Linked DNA regions of Mus musculus: region 2 is linked to region 1. The links are chromatin loops, found by intact Hi-C in ENCODE. Cell type or tissue: left cerebral cortex. All regions are shown on one strand. Each heading gives the region's core, and the rest is flanking DNA. Links, peaks and the distances in the headings are about the cores only. Region 1 overlaps Dnajc5b (DnaJ heat shock protein family (Hsp40) member C5 beta). Region 2 holds the start of Pde7a (phosphodiesterase 7A).

What was found. A loop is a pair of places that touch in the nucleus more often than their neighbours do. Peaks named below come from ENCODE experiments on the same cell type or tissue, not always from the same donor. Only the 100,000 strongest peaks of a DNase experiment are listed, where the experiment ranks them.
Region 2: a loop joins it to region 1, with 6 times the contacts of the local background. A loop is called at or near these places in 19 of 42 quality-filtered maps.

Annotation. Positions count from the first base shown.
Region 1 is chr3:19,529,596-19,536,591 of GRCm38, forward strand. All of the region lies in intron 1 of Dnajc5b (DnaJ heat shock protein family (Hsp40) member C5 beta), which reads left to right. Among named protein-coding and RNA genes, the nearest start is that of Dnajc5b, 24 kb to the left of the region's middle. In left cerebral cortex, for the core only: a CTCF peak has its summit at 3,589 (motif pointing right); a DNase peak (open chromatin) is centred at 3,588.
Region 2 is chr3:19,310,198-19,317,193 of GRCm38, forward strand. Pde7a (phosphodiesterase 7A) reads right to left here and starts at 1,125. Exons shown (of 13, transcript NM_001122759.2): 1 at 667-1,125. The coding sequence starts at 804. In left cerebral cortex, for the core only: CTCF peaks have their summits at 1,556 and 1,763; DNase peaks (open chromatin) are centred at 223, 864, 1,235, 1,993 and 1 more place; H3K4me3 peaks cover 2,417 bases; H3K27ac peaks cover 1,780 bases.

The DNA.
Region 1 (6,996 bases), core at 2,419-4,918:
GTCACCCAAGCTCTGGATAGATCCTTTGGTGATGTGTATTCAGAAACCCTCTATGTCTAGGTGTGTGATAGACAGCATCTTATGTATACCAGTATACACCAGGATGTCCCCTTTAGTCTTCCAGGGTTAAGCACCCAGGGCCTTTCTGAATTCTCACCCACCTGTTTGACATATACCAGCAGCCACCCCACGTGGTTCCTTTCTGTGGGTGTTTTGTTCAGGGAAGTGCTGCCAGACCTGTTTACTGTGTTAGATGAACCTGGAACATCTTCCAGCAATTGGTTTACTGTGTTAGATGAACCTGGAACATCTTCCAGCAGTCAGTTTACTGTGTTAGATGAACCTGGAGTATCTTCCAGCAGTTGTACTTTCATTCTTCTCCGAACGGCTTTTGACTTCAGCCTCTTCTGTAACTCTGAGACACAATACCCCTGTGTTCTTTTTCTCCTTCTTCTTTTAAACTTACTATCTTTCTAGCACTCAAACCTGTGACTGGTTTGAAAAAACAGGCCTATAAGAACCTGTGGTTTCTATTTTGTTCTATTATTTTTGTTGTTGTTCTTTAAAAAAAATGCTTTGTTGTTTAAACACACCTACACTTCAACTTCACTGAAGAGTTTTACAATACACTTTTAAAGCTAATGACTTATGCAGTACCAAAATATTAGTGACTTAAGAAGAATAATAAAGTGTGAAAATATACTAAATTTTACTGAAATGCTTGTTATTAAGTTGAATTTGGAACACATGCTGTAATTCTTTATTGAAAGCTATCCATACCTTGTTAACACAGCAACTATTTTCATTTCTTTAAGAGGAGATTATCTTTAGGCTGAAGTGATACTAGAGTTTGAATATTTAGCTCTTAGTCTCTTTAGGGTCATGCCCGCACTCCTAATTTTCCGAGTGACAGTTGCTTTCTAAACTCTGACTGGAAATAAGGATGGATGAGACTTTTGTTCTTTGGGAGCTAAAATACAAACGCCCTCTAGAGGCGGAAGGTGTTCTGCAATGAGTTCACAGAATGGCTTTAGGTTTCATTGTGCTGGGGAGGCGACTCCACCTTTAAGTCTCCGGAACCAAGTTTGGGAGCAGCGTAGGCTCCACCTGAGATTGTCACCAGTATGCTGTTTTTTCCTGTGACTTTCTTGTGTGAGCATTTGTGGCTGCTTAGACTAGAGAGTAAACGATTGTTAGCTGGGTGAACTGGGTGCCTCTGGACAAAAGGCTTATGTGACGCTAGAGAGAGAGTTGTATCAATATAGCAAACCATTAAAATAGCCCTTTATTATTTCCCAGTAATTTTAACTCAACCTTACACCAAAAAAAGACATTGAGCTCTGAAAGAAGCCATTCAGTAGGTAAGGCAAGCAGAGAAATCCTGCTGGAAGCACAGGGCTGTTCCACAGTCGAGTTGGCTGAGCCACGCACCAGCTAATGAAGGGTGGAGGCTGCGTAGTTCAGTGTCTCGATGCTCTGTAATAGCAGACTGTATGGTCATGTATGTTTTATTTGGCCTTTGTTATGTTTTCCAAAGGGATAACCAATTGGCTGATAAAGTAACAAATGAAAAGTAACCTGACTCCACTGACCTGTGCAACCCAGCAGGAAGGATGGAAAAGAGGGGCCCTTAGCCTTGCCACAGTAGGACGGGTATGGAGTAGAGCTCCGTTCCTCGCTGCCTCTGTCTCCTGTCTCTCTGCACATCTGTTTCCAGACTTGGTGAAAACAGCAAGTTCTTCCCGTCGGAGGACAGAATTGGAGTCATAGGAACAGGTACCCTGAGATATTGGAAACACGGCAGAATTGCCCCATTTTCAGGTTACTGTCTATATAAATACTGATGCAATTAAGAAGCATTTATGTCCAAATAGCAAATTGATGATTATGCTAGGAACAGTGGTTATTTTTAAGACATGGCGTGTTATTTAGACTGTGAAAGTTCTGTGCCACCAAATTGAATTCAAATGAAGAAATAGATGTCACAACAAATGGCACAGCTTGCTCATTTCCTCAGTAACAGGCACTGTAGGGTGTTCTCTGTGTTGAACCAGCTATTCTCCTGGCCCACACTAATTTCTTCTAGTTATGAAAGAACCATGCTATGAAAGGCATAGTTTGATTTTTTTTTATTTTTCATAATTCACATAGTAGTGGTAGATGAAGTTTCTGCTTTAAGAGGAAAATCTTGTTTTGATGTGTAAGAATACCCTTAGACACCTGGGATTAGAGCATCTAGGATATTAGTTTCATGTGACGCAGCACCCATCTCCAGTACAGCTGAACCTCCTTTCAGTTCTAACTATGGTCCAGAAGCAGGCATGCAGTTTGGTAACAGTGGTCACTGCTCTAAGTTGTTATGATGCTAGTAGAATTATAATGCAGCCAGACAGAAAGTCAGTTTACTGTGAACTTCATTTCAGAAGATCAAGTATTATGTATTGTGTGATCCAGTGTCAACTACTTGATGACTTCGCAAGGCAACATTTCCCCCCATTGGATGGCATATAGCTAAAGGATAATGAGTAACTGTAAGGATGTGAATTTTGCATAGGAATATTAGAATTTAGAAGTATTGAAAATACTTTATGAAGATTAAATTTACACACAGGTTTAAATATTGTTATAGGCCCATTATTCATTTATGGTGGTTTAGGAAGAGGTTTTTTTTTTTTATAGGCAAGCTTAGCTACTGTTTCTAGGTTTCTATGTAATACTCTGAGACAAAATGGCACCTGCATAGATAATATATGAAGAGTCTGGTTTTGAGCCCAGCAAGAGATGCTGTGGCTACTTACTCGAGGAGAAAGTTCATGGTTTGCCTGCGCCTTTCAGAGCCAGCCAACTAACAAACACATTGGCCAAGTCTTCATTATGTTCTACACAGTGCAAATTCCTCATGCATTTTAAAGTACCTTAATTGAGAGACATTGTAGGCCTAAGGAGAGATCTTTAGTACATAAAGCAAAGAAGGCATAAAATGCAGTAAATTCCACACCATCCATTTGAGTATGGGTCAACTGATAGCATAAGGCAATAGCACACTATTAGATTTAACTTAGCAGAATAAATTATAACACAGATTTCTAAAGAAAACGCTGATTTGAAAAACCCCATAAACTGAAGGATCGCCATGCCTACCTGGATATAGATTTCCATGTAGGAAACCGAACAGTGAAATCCGTCTTGGTTTTTGCACTGGGAAGAGGAATATGGAAGCATGGGCCGGAGACAGGCATTTGCCATGATGATGTTTCCAGGACTTCTCTGGAAGGCTTAGGGATAGGCCTATCTCTCTTTTTCACTCCAGGGACAATTTTGAAGGCAGACGCCTTAGGAGAAAATAATATTACAGTGGTGTCTGAAGATATTGCCAGGATCGCTTGCCTGCCTTACCCTCAGTGGAAATTCTGCTGAATCGGTATGCAAGCACACTGATCTCTCAAAACCTTAGGCATCCCGTGTAAAATGTGAGAATGCTAATGACTAGGATGTTGTACTCACAGATACAGATGCTGGTATGCTTGGTAAAGTAATACTGATAACCAAATTTAACACACTCACCTCCTGTCACGGACTGGCCAGCAGGGGGAAGCATTGAGAACCAGGCTCTTTGGGATGGAAGGTGAAGAGGGCTTTTTCATAGCTGACAGGGGCAAGTTTAGCAAAGACCAAAAGAATGGGAGGGGTATGTCTTCCAGAGTCCTGAGAGCAGCCGTTGAATTATTTGGAGATGCTTCTTTCCTACTTGTTAGGGTTACAAACTCGTCTACAGGCAGACGTTCCTAAAACTTTATGTGATTCATGAATTTCTGCTTCTTAATATTTCTTCTCCTATCTTCCTTTGGGAACTCCCTCTTAGTCAACAAACTGGCTCACTGTACGTGCTGAGCAGTGAACCTATCATGACAGCTATCATGGATACAGCTGCAAGGCACTCATAGCCCTGGTCAGGCACAGTGTGAGGCCACATGGTCACTGTCCTCACATTCAGAGTTCTTTTGAGGAATGAATGAGTTACTGGCTGTGAAGGTCTTTTATGAGTCGTGAAGCATCTTACCCAGCACAACACACAAAAGAACACTAGCTTTAGAATCAGGTGGTTCCAAACTCAACACTCACCAGTGCAAACATGACCAGTTTAGTTTTACTAGACTCACTTTTATCACTAAAAAACAAAACAAAACAAACAAACAAACAAAAAACCCTGGCACAATGACATAGGCATTCACACTTGTGACCAATTGGAAGCTACCAACTCATGCTAAATGGCTTCATAAACTGATATACAATATACAAATTATTGACTTACTATGATTAAAACAGTAAAAGGCTGTCCACTGTGAGTTTAACCTCCTGATGTGGGCGGTGTCTAGAGAGCAGATATTGCTGAAGGGCTGACTTCCTGTAATTCCATTTTCCATGATGATGCATGAACTCTGGGTGTTTATTATTTTAAAGAGAGATATAGTTATCCTGTGAATCAAGTAACTTACATTAACATACACACCTATGCCCTCCCTGTGGGCAGACTTCAGAGAATGGCAACTTTTCACTGGGATGCCAATATATTTGTTTACTGTGAATTCTGTTCCTCAAAGAAGACCCACTTTGGAGCCACACCAGAATCAGAAGGTGTGGAAGGAGCAAGAAGTGAGATGAAACAAATGATTCAGAGCCCCAGGCCATCATGTGGCGAATGAGACTTAGATTCCTTCCTTGGTTCTGCCTCAGACCATCATGTGGGTAATGAGACTTGAATTCTTTGGGTCTTCCCCTTAATGATGTGTGGATGACACAACAAGCCTTCATCTATGTATCTGCCTTTCTGTACATGTCTATGTCTGTTATAGTTTGAATGAGAAATGTCCCCCATACCCAGATTAACACTTGCTCTCCAGCTGGCAGTGCTGTTTGGGAAGGCTGTGGCACCTTTAGGAGGTAGAGCATCCCTGGTGGAAGTAACTCACTGGTGGTGGGCCTTGAGGGTTTGTAGACTGGCCCTGCTTCCTGTTCATTTTCTACTTTCTGAGTATGGCTGTAGTGTGACTAGCCAGTTTCCTGCTCCTGCCAACTTTCCCTGCCTGTTGTCATGTCTTCCTTGCTATGAGAGACTGAACCCCTAAAAAAACTGTAAGACAAAACAAATTCTTTCTCCACTAAGTTGCTTTTGTCAGAGTTATTTCATCACAGCAACAGAAAGTAAGACCAAGACAACAACTGATTACTCTTAAAAACAACACAAAGGGAACCTGGTTCCATCAGTTTTATTATTCGGTTATCTGTGGGTTTCCATATGGTCTTAAAAGCCCAGGAAACATTTATCTACTTAGGATAACAAATCTGAGGCAGCTCTTCCCACATCCATCATGCCCTGACCTCTTGGTTTGAATTCCTGCAGTCTTCCTCTTGGACGTTCTTCAGTGCTGATACCAGGATCAAGTGATATGACACACACAGAGATGCCCTGACACACAGAAGATATTCTGTAAATGCTGGTTCCCTATTCTCTGTTCCCTTCATGCCACAAACTTTAACAGCCTTATTGGTCAGAATGCGTCCACAAACCAGGACTGGGAACTTAAGGAGCACAGAGTCCAGTAGTGAAGAGAGACATGAGAGTGAGTAATCACGTTCCACCGAGCATAACAACTATACTGTTCCCCAACCCACAAGCTGTGGAGATACACCTGCCCTCACTGTGTTGTGTACTGCTTTGCTTGGCAGTGTAATATATGCAACCATAGGATCCATTATCATCCCACACAAATCCTTCCTGAAGAAGAATTTGGGGGTTGAAGGTCTACTCTTCACTCTCAATGTCTCCATTAGCTTTATGATACCACACCTAGTTTATAACTCTATCATTGGTGGTTTGCTTAATCACACCTAACATATGTGTACTACAACTTGATGCCTCTTTCCATCCCCATCCTTCCTGCCCTTTAAGGTGTTGCACCTCTCTGGCATCCAATGGTCCCAAGCATTTCCAAGCATCCCCAGGGCTATAGCAAATGCTTTCATAAGTAAGAGTGAGTCACCGGAGACTTATCCTTCTCTGATCAGGCAACAGTGTTGCCTAACTGCTCTGCTAATCCTCTGCCTCTGCTTCTCCTGGGGAAAAACTCAGGCCTATGTGTGCTGGAGGCTGCTTCTCCCAGTAAGGTGGTTTCTAGGATCTGGGTCTTTGTCCTCTTTAAATCCTTAACAAGCATTTGGGGATATCTCTCTCTGATGTCTGGCTTCTTTCTCCAGAGGAGCCCAGAAATACTTCGTTGGGTAGGGGATCAGTGACCACTGTGTGTTCTGGATTCCATCCTCTCTGTGCTGGGTCCCATTTTGAAGTAGGCCCTCCCTTATGTTTTAGCCTTCAAACCCAGAAGTCCCCTTCAGTAGATAATCAGGAGCATCCTTAGGCTGGAGAGATGGCTCAGCCGTTAAAGCACTTGTGCAGAAGCATGGGGCCTGAGTGGGTCTCCAGAACTCACTAAAACCAGGTGGGCATGACAACCAGACTGTAATTCCAGCACTCAGAAGGTGGAGCTGGCTCTCCTGAGCAAGGAGCTTACAGAGACTAGCTGTGTGGATGAGCTCTGAGTTCTACTGAAACCTCCCCCAATCAATAGAATAGAGAGTGATTGAAGACTCTTAAATTTACCTAAGTTGTATAGAAAGAGGGCAGGACTCAGGCTTCACCTTCACTGTGATGGAGTCCTGAACATTTCCACGGATGCTTCCTTTTCTTGAGCCATCGAGTCAGTTTTCATAAAGGACCTGTGTTTTGGGTGTAATGCTCAGGCTCAGACAGCACATCTCCCAAACAGAATCACTCCTCTAGAATCTGGATCATCTCTAATCCAAAATTCTGGTTTTATTATTGGCTTTTTTCCCCTTCATGTTTGATATTTGCCAGCAACATCTGCAAACAGTTTGTTCGCATTTCAGGCTTGAATAGCTAATCAAGTTGCCTTAGATGGGTACTACCATAAACTGTTT
Region 2 (6,996 bases), core at 1-2,500, 220 kb before region 1:
AAAGTAAAATTCTTCCTCTTTATTCTAAATCTGGCAACCAAATTTAACCCAACTAAAGAGCTGAGCCAAGGACGTCACAGAAAAAAATTTTTTTTTTTTTAATGTTCAACAGCAACTGGTGTTGGGCCATCGGAAACAAAGTCCTTTGTGAATGCTCATCAGTGGTTTCTGAACTAAAGCCGCCTTTATCAAGCGAGAAAACTGATTGGAAACCATCAACTTTGCACACTAGTTCCTGACACCTAGGCCCCTTCCCTACAAAGCAGCAGTTCGCAGTTCGGGTGAGGACCACAATGGGACCACTAGGCCTATTGTTCTGAGAAACTCAGCACCCGCAGCGCTGCAAGGCTCGAGAACCTGCACAGGTGTGGGGGAGGGCTAGGGGGTGGGGGGCGAAAAGGTGAGCTCAGGGTCATGACTAAGGGGACAAGAGGCCCAACTGGTAGGAGACACAGAGAAAGGAGGGGAGGATAAAGTCATGGCTTGGGGCTACCAGCGGGCGTGACGGGTTAGCCGCGGCGAGGGTCGCAGAGGCCAGGGGCACCGAGCACAGCCGAGGGTGAAAGACTCCGGGAAGGGGAGGCCAGCCTACCGAGGCGGGAACAATGGCCCGAGTCCCTCCAGAAGACAAAAGCACCGAGCTGCGGGCCCCGGGGCGGCGGTTACCTGCGAGAGCTGCCGGGGATGCGGGCAGCCGAAGAGCGCGGAGCTGGAGCTGAAGCTGATGGCTCCTCGGCGGCTGAGGACGTGCTGGGGGACCGGCCTGTCCAGGGGCAGCACCGGCAGCTGGTAGCATACTTCCATTGAACACGTCCGCCTTGGATCCGCGCGGCGCCCGCCAGTCCGCGGTCGCCCGCCCCTGCGCTACGAGGGGGCCGCGCCGCGGGGACCCGGGGCCGAGGCGCGCGCGGGGCGGGCGGCGCTAGTGGCCGCCGACGCCTCCCGGCCCTCCGCGCGGCTGGCGGCGGGAAGGGCTGCAGCGGGCTCGGGAAGCCGGGCGGGCGGCGTTAAAGGGGAACCCGCCGCCCAGGCGCTCCGCGGCGCGAGAGCTGGCCCGGGCCGCGAGCACGGGCGCGGAGCGTAGAGCAGTTCGGCCGCCGGAGCCCTGCCCCCTCCCCTCCCCCGAGCCTCACTCCGCTCCGCCGCCGGCGCGAGCCCGGCGTAATTCACACTTTGCAGCAGCGGACCCTGCGCCAACCACGGCCGCCGCCACCGTGACGTCACGACGCCGCGCCGCATGCCCCGCGCCCCGCGCCGCCGCCGCGCCCAGGAGCCCGCCGGCTGTCCGGACAGGGCTGCTCGCGTCCGCTGCGCTAGGCGCCGCGCCGCGCCGCGCCGCGCCCCGCGCCCCCCCGGCCCCTCCCGCCTCCCCGCAGCTCCCTCCCCGCAACCCGCGGCGCGTGCGCAGGAGAGTTACGTGGGGCATCCTCGGGCGCACCGACCCGGAGTTTGTTCGGCCTACCGGATCGGCGCTGTTTCGTCCGACAGATCCAAAATGCCCAGAGCACCGGGCGCCCTCTCCGTGCTCCGCCCGTCGGGGCACCGCGCGCGTCCCCTGTGGAATTCCCGTACTAGGGCGTCGCGGGAGGCCGCTGCGGCGGTGACGCCAGCAGATCTCGGGGGCTCAGTGCTCCCGCTATGTCACCGTCCGTGCCCTACCTAGGCAAGGTTCCAGTGGCTTCCCTTGGCAAGTGAGGCCCCAGACTTTCGGGGCCTGCAGAGCAGAAAAAGACCAAAAACTCCCGAGCGAGAAGGAGGGTCTTTGGATGGAGAAAAGTGAAATTCTGCAACCAAGAAAATGAGAAATGACGATATTGGGAAGACAAAGATGACAAAGAGACCAAAAGTTCCCCTAGCCAACCATCGCCCTTCTTTGTTAGTGTTTGCTGGCTAGGATGTAAGAGAGCTTTTCACCTGTTTTGGTAAGGTGAGGATATAATTTGCTTGTTCTTTTAAGTTTCTGCCCCAAACTGCCAAAGCTTTTCTGCAGGAGCCGACTGTTTCTGATGCTTTGAGCATCAGATACTTTTAGCATGAACGAGCTCCACACCCCCACCCCCACCCCCGCCCCCTGGCAAAATAGATTTGGATCATTTCTCAGGGCATCTAGTCTCCCAGTTATTTAAGATTGGCAAGGTGGCAGGTCTTAGAAGAAGTACAGTGCTGAGCCTGGGCTTAATGATGCTATAAATTGAGTACCGAGTGTACATGATCAGATAAACGGACAAAGGTGGAAGGTGTATTCTTTTATTATTTAAACCTCGTGCCCCTGTGTATTTTCTACATGCCAGGTCTTCATCATGTTTTACGATCCGTTCTGTGTCATGGAATTTGCCTTCACTAGATGAAGAAGCACTAATGAGATTCTTTTAGTGCAGCAACTGATCTCACTGCTTTTGAAATCCTAATTAGTCCCTGTAGTAGATGTGTTAAGCATCTCACTTGGGATTACACCGAGCACTGTGGGCCACTTAGTCTTCAGAAAGTCGTTTATCAGCTGACTAAATTGGAAGTAGATTCCTAGAAACAAACTTGCCCTACACCTAGGACAGATAAATCTCAAGAACTAACCTCAAGTGATATGTACGGACATGGTGGTACAAACCTGTAATCGCTGCCTTTGGAAAGCTAGGGCAACACGATGAAGAGTTGAGAGTTAAAGATAAGCTCAAGTATCATAGTGAGTTCAAAACCAGGCAGACTACATAGTGAGATTCTATCTCAAACAACAACAACAAATTTGAGTACCTCTACACAAAGTTGATACTGGTAAAATTTCATTGAGTAAAATATACCACATTTAGTAATATCCAAATATTTGATTAATTAAATAATAAGACTCACTACTAAATAGGCAACTAAACAGTACATTTCCAGTAAGGTCTATTTCAGGGTCCTTGTTTGAGCCAAGAGCCCTGGCAGGTATTTTATATACAGTATTTTTACCCAACACATAGTAATTTGATCTTATTTATACAAATGAGCAGTCCCTTTCCAAAACTAAGTCACTTCCTTAGTAAACGCTGGTCTGACTTGAGAGCCATGTCTTCCACCATAGCATGCAGTATTATGTTTTCTGTATTGTTGGGAAGGCATTAGGGTGCATCAGAGGAACTCCAGAAAGGGTGAGGGGAGATGTTAAAGAGAGATTTCAAGAGATTGGCTCAAGATTGCTAAAGCTGATGTCTAGAGAGTAGATGGACAGACAGACAGTAATAGTGGACTTTGCATTCTGGGATCTGAAACTGATAAGAGAAAACTGCCAGGCTGAAAAGATAGGCAGGATTTCTTTCTATGCTGGAGTCTTCAGAAAGAAAGTGCAAATCTTCACTCTTAAACCCTTTAACAGAATAGACAAGGCCCAGCCACTTTGAAGAGGGTAATCTGCTTAACATCTAGAGATTAAGTGTTGCCAGCATCTTGACCTATGTTGGGCCAAACAACTGGATGTTACAGCCTAACCAACATGGCACAAAATGAACCACCACAGAGAGAAACTTTAAACTTAAGTAATGAAAGAAATCCCTTTACCTAAAGCAACAAAAAATAAAGAAATAGAAAAGAAAATCAAGATCCATACAAAGGATGCTTTTATACTTTTATATGCTAGTATGTTTTATACTATACTATACTATAATGTAGTGGAATACACAAGACTTGGATGTTTAACAAGAATGTCCTCTGAATATACAGACTTACAGCACTTTAACATGACCATGGAACATAACATAGTCCAGTGTATTTTAAACAAGATGATTCTAAAACTGCCCAAAGAAGATGGTTACTTAGTACAGTGCTATGAAATAGCAAAGTATGAATATGGATCAAAGAAGCAGAATCACTAAAAGTGGTGCAAAAAGGATTTATTGTAGAGATGTGTTACTATACCAGGCTTTCTGATGGAGAAGCTGGTGTGGTAAGGTTAGGAAGGAATGATTACAGGCTTATAGAAAAGCCACTAAAGTGGCAGCAGGGAGGGGACCTAGTAAAGAGGTTTATGAAAGCCTTCAGCTTCAATGTCTGGTAGTGAGTGTGAAGTCACTAGGCAGCTGCAAAGAAGTCAGAGGCTTGGACAAGTTGTGATCTATGAGAAGAAAATTGGAACCCTTGTTGTTTCCTCACTGTGTCTCACCCCAGTGACCCAGAAGATGCTCGTGCTGTTAGCTAAGGAGCTAGCCCTGGACACAGAGAATAGAGATGCTTCAGGCCTGGGGTACTACTCCTTACCATGAGGCAAGTTGACAGAACAAGACATTTGCACAATGTCTACAATGTTCTATAGACCTTCCACATATAATGACTTCATATCCACCTTTCAAATCTTGCAAGTCTTTGCTATGGGTAGCTGAAACCAGAGCCATAAAAATGGGGCATGGGGGATGGGGAAGAAGGCAACGTCTGGGAAATGCAGACCTAGTTAGCAAAATTGATTATCAGGGCAGAATCACTCCAGATCTATCCATGTCACCCTGACATCCATGATCACTTAAGCATTTCATACTTCTTCCTGGAATATGTAGCTTTCTCTTGTACAGCTCTAGCCAGATCATTCCCTATCCAAAAGAGATTATAAGGTCTTTGAGTTACATTCATTCCTACATGTGGCAAATGACAGAACCTCCCTAATATTCTGAAACTTAAAAACTAGCGTATAAGGCTACCTAGCATTAACCAGTATTGGAAGAGTGAGATAGAGAGAAGTAGAAAATAATTGATTAAGATGTACAGATCTATGTCAAAATACTCATACCTCTTGTCGTCTGTCCTTGTAACTGCATGTGCTAGTGTTCAGATGACTATCACTCATAAATGCCATCTCTCTCTCTATCATGACCATTGCATACTCAGTTTGCCTTCAGGAAATGTCTTAGCTGGTAAGGTTCCTTGCCTTATGAGTGGACCAAACCTTCCCTGAGCAATCTATTATAGGAAGTATTATAGTTTACCCACAGAGTCTGAACACCAAGTACCAAGCACAGTGCTAAAGTCTCCTGCATTTCTTCTTTGGCTGTGTAGCTATGGAGATGACATAAGCATCCCCTCCTGGCTCTGAGAGTTAACTAGGAGTCCAGAATGGTCCAGAATGGCCAAGTGGCAGCCTCAGCTTCCAATATAACTGAACTCTTACTATAAGCCCCAGGGGGAAATTCTCTTCTAGAACATTCAGAGGGAGCAACAACTCAATTTTGGATTTATACTTTTCATAACAATGAAGAATTAAACATCTGCTATTTTGGCAACCAGCTTCTAGCCATTTGTTATAGCAGATCTGGGAAACATACAGGAATGATACTCAGTTCTAATTCTGGGTCAGAACAGGTTTTAAGCTTCTTCTAGATTCATTTCTCTGTGCCAAATATAAAATTGTCCCCTACCCATGACAGAGCTGCTACACATGAACTCATAGCATCTGAGGCTGCCTGTCCAAGACCAGCACGGAATCAAGCCAATCCACATTCCTACATCTGTGTGTGTGTCTGAGGTAGGGGGCGCTCATGAGGCCCCACTGCTAGCTCATAGTTATTGGTAGATAATGGCTGCTTAAAGAAGGAGAGTCAGTTTTCTTAAGAGGTGTTGCCTCTCCTCTTAAAGGTTATCTATGCTCTGTGGCCTGGCCCTACATTCATGTGCATTTGGGCATTACTAATTGGACTCAAGTTTGTAAAGAGAAAAAAGAAAAAAGGAGTGGGAGGAAAATATGGGGGGATCTAGAAGAAGTTGGAGAGGGGACGGTGTGTGGGGTAAAAGGGCCAAAAGATTCTCACTTGACCCCAAAACTAGGGCCAAGAAACAGCTGAACTTGCCACAGAAACCCAAAAATCCCAACAATCCCACCCTGAAAAGCACCCCCCCACCCCCCCACCCCCCCCCACCCCACCCAAATACCAAATAAACTGTGACCTCTGTTCAGCTCCCTGCTGCTTTTCTCAGAGCAGAGGCAGCACCCTCCTTGGTTTTTCCCTTCCAATAGATCTCGGGTTGTGCAGTGTGACTTTGTGGCATTCCTTGGCTCCTGCTTGGCAGGATACTTCTTTGTCCAAAGCTGTAACTTTTTCACCAGAGCAGAGCTTTTCCTGGGGAAACCTGTCCCTTCCAGAGCAGAGCCATAACACTTCAGGTGGAGAAACCTTCTCTTTTCCTGCAGCCCTAGAGAACTGTAACACTTCTGTAGGAGAAGCCTTTCCCGGCAGAGCTGCAACGTTTACACAGTGGGGAGTTGATTAGATCAAATTACATTGGGACATATATGAAATTCTCAAAGAATAGGAAAAAAACCTTTAAAAATATAGGAAGATTTTAAAATGGGAAAGTTGTTTTGTTTTGTTGTTTAGGGCACTGCAGAAAACACATCTGCTTAATTAAAGGATTTGGGAGACCTGACAGAAAGGGATCACAAATTTTATTCTCTAGTTATAAATATTGAAACGACTGTGTGATATTTACATTCTCTTTCTAAAAACAGGCTCCTCTCTTGCTATCTCTGGGAGAATAGTCATGAAGAGCAGACGGCCCTTTCCTTCACTGTCCATGAATGGCCATGTAAATGTTGAAAAGAATGAATCTTAGAACAACAGATCTTTTATAGTGCACCTAAAAATGGATTACTAAGCAGTTTTTATCAACTTTTTTATTTTTAAATTATATGTACATGTGTGTGTGTGTTCATATACATGACCAAAAGTCCCTGATGACATGGGCACTGGAAAGCACGTCCTCTGACTGTTACACAGTTTTCATCACAAGTATCATTGAATTGAATGGTCACTTGTATATAAAATGGTGACATTTGGGGCTAAAGAGATGTCTCAACAGGTAAAGACACTTGCTAGCAACCCTGACGACCTAATTTCAATCCCAGGACACACATGGTAGAAGAGAGAACAACCTACTCCCACAAGTTGTCCTCTGACCTCTACATATGTACTGTGATACTTGCTCTCAAGCAGGTATGAGATTTCCTTTTAAAATTATAGCACAATTACAGCAGCAAGAGAG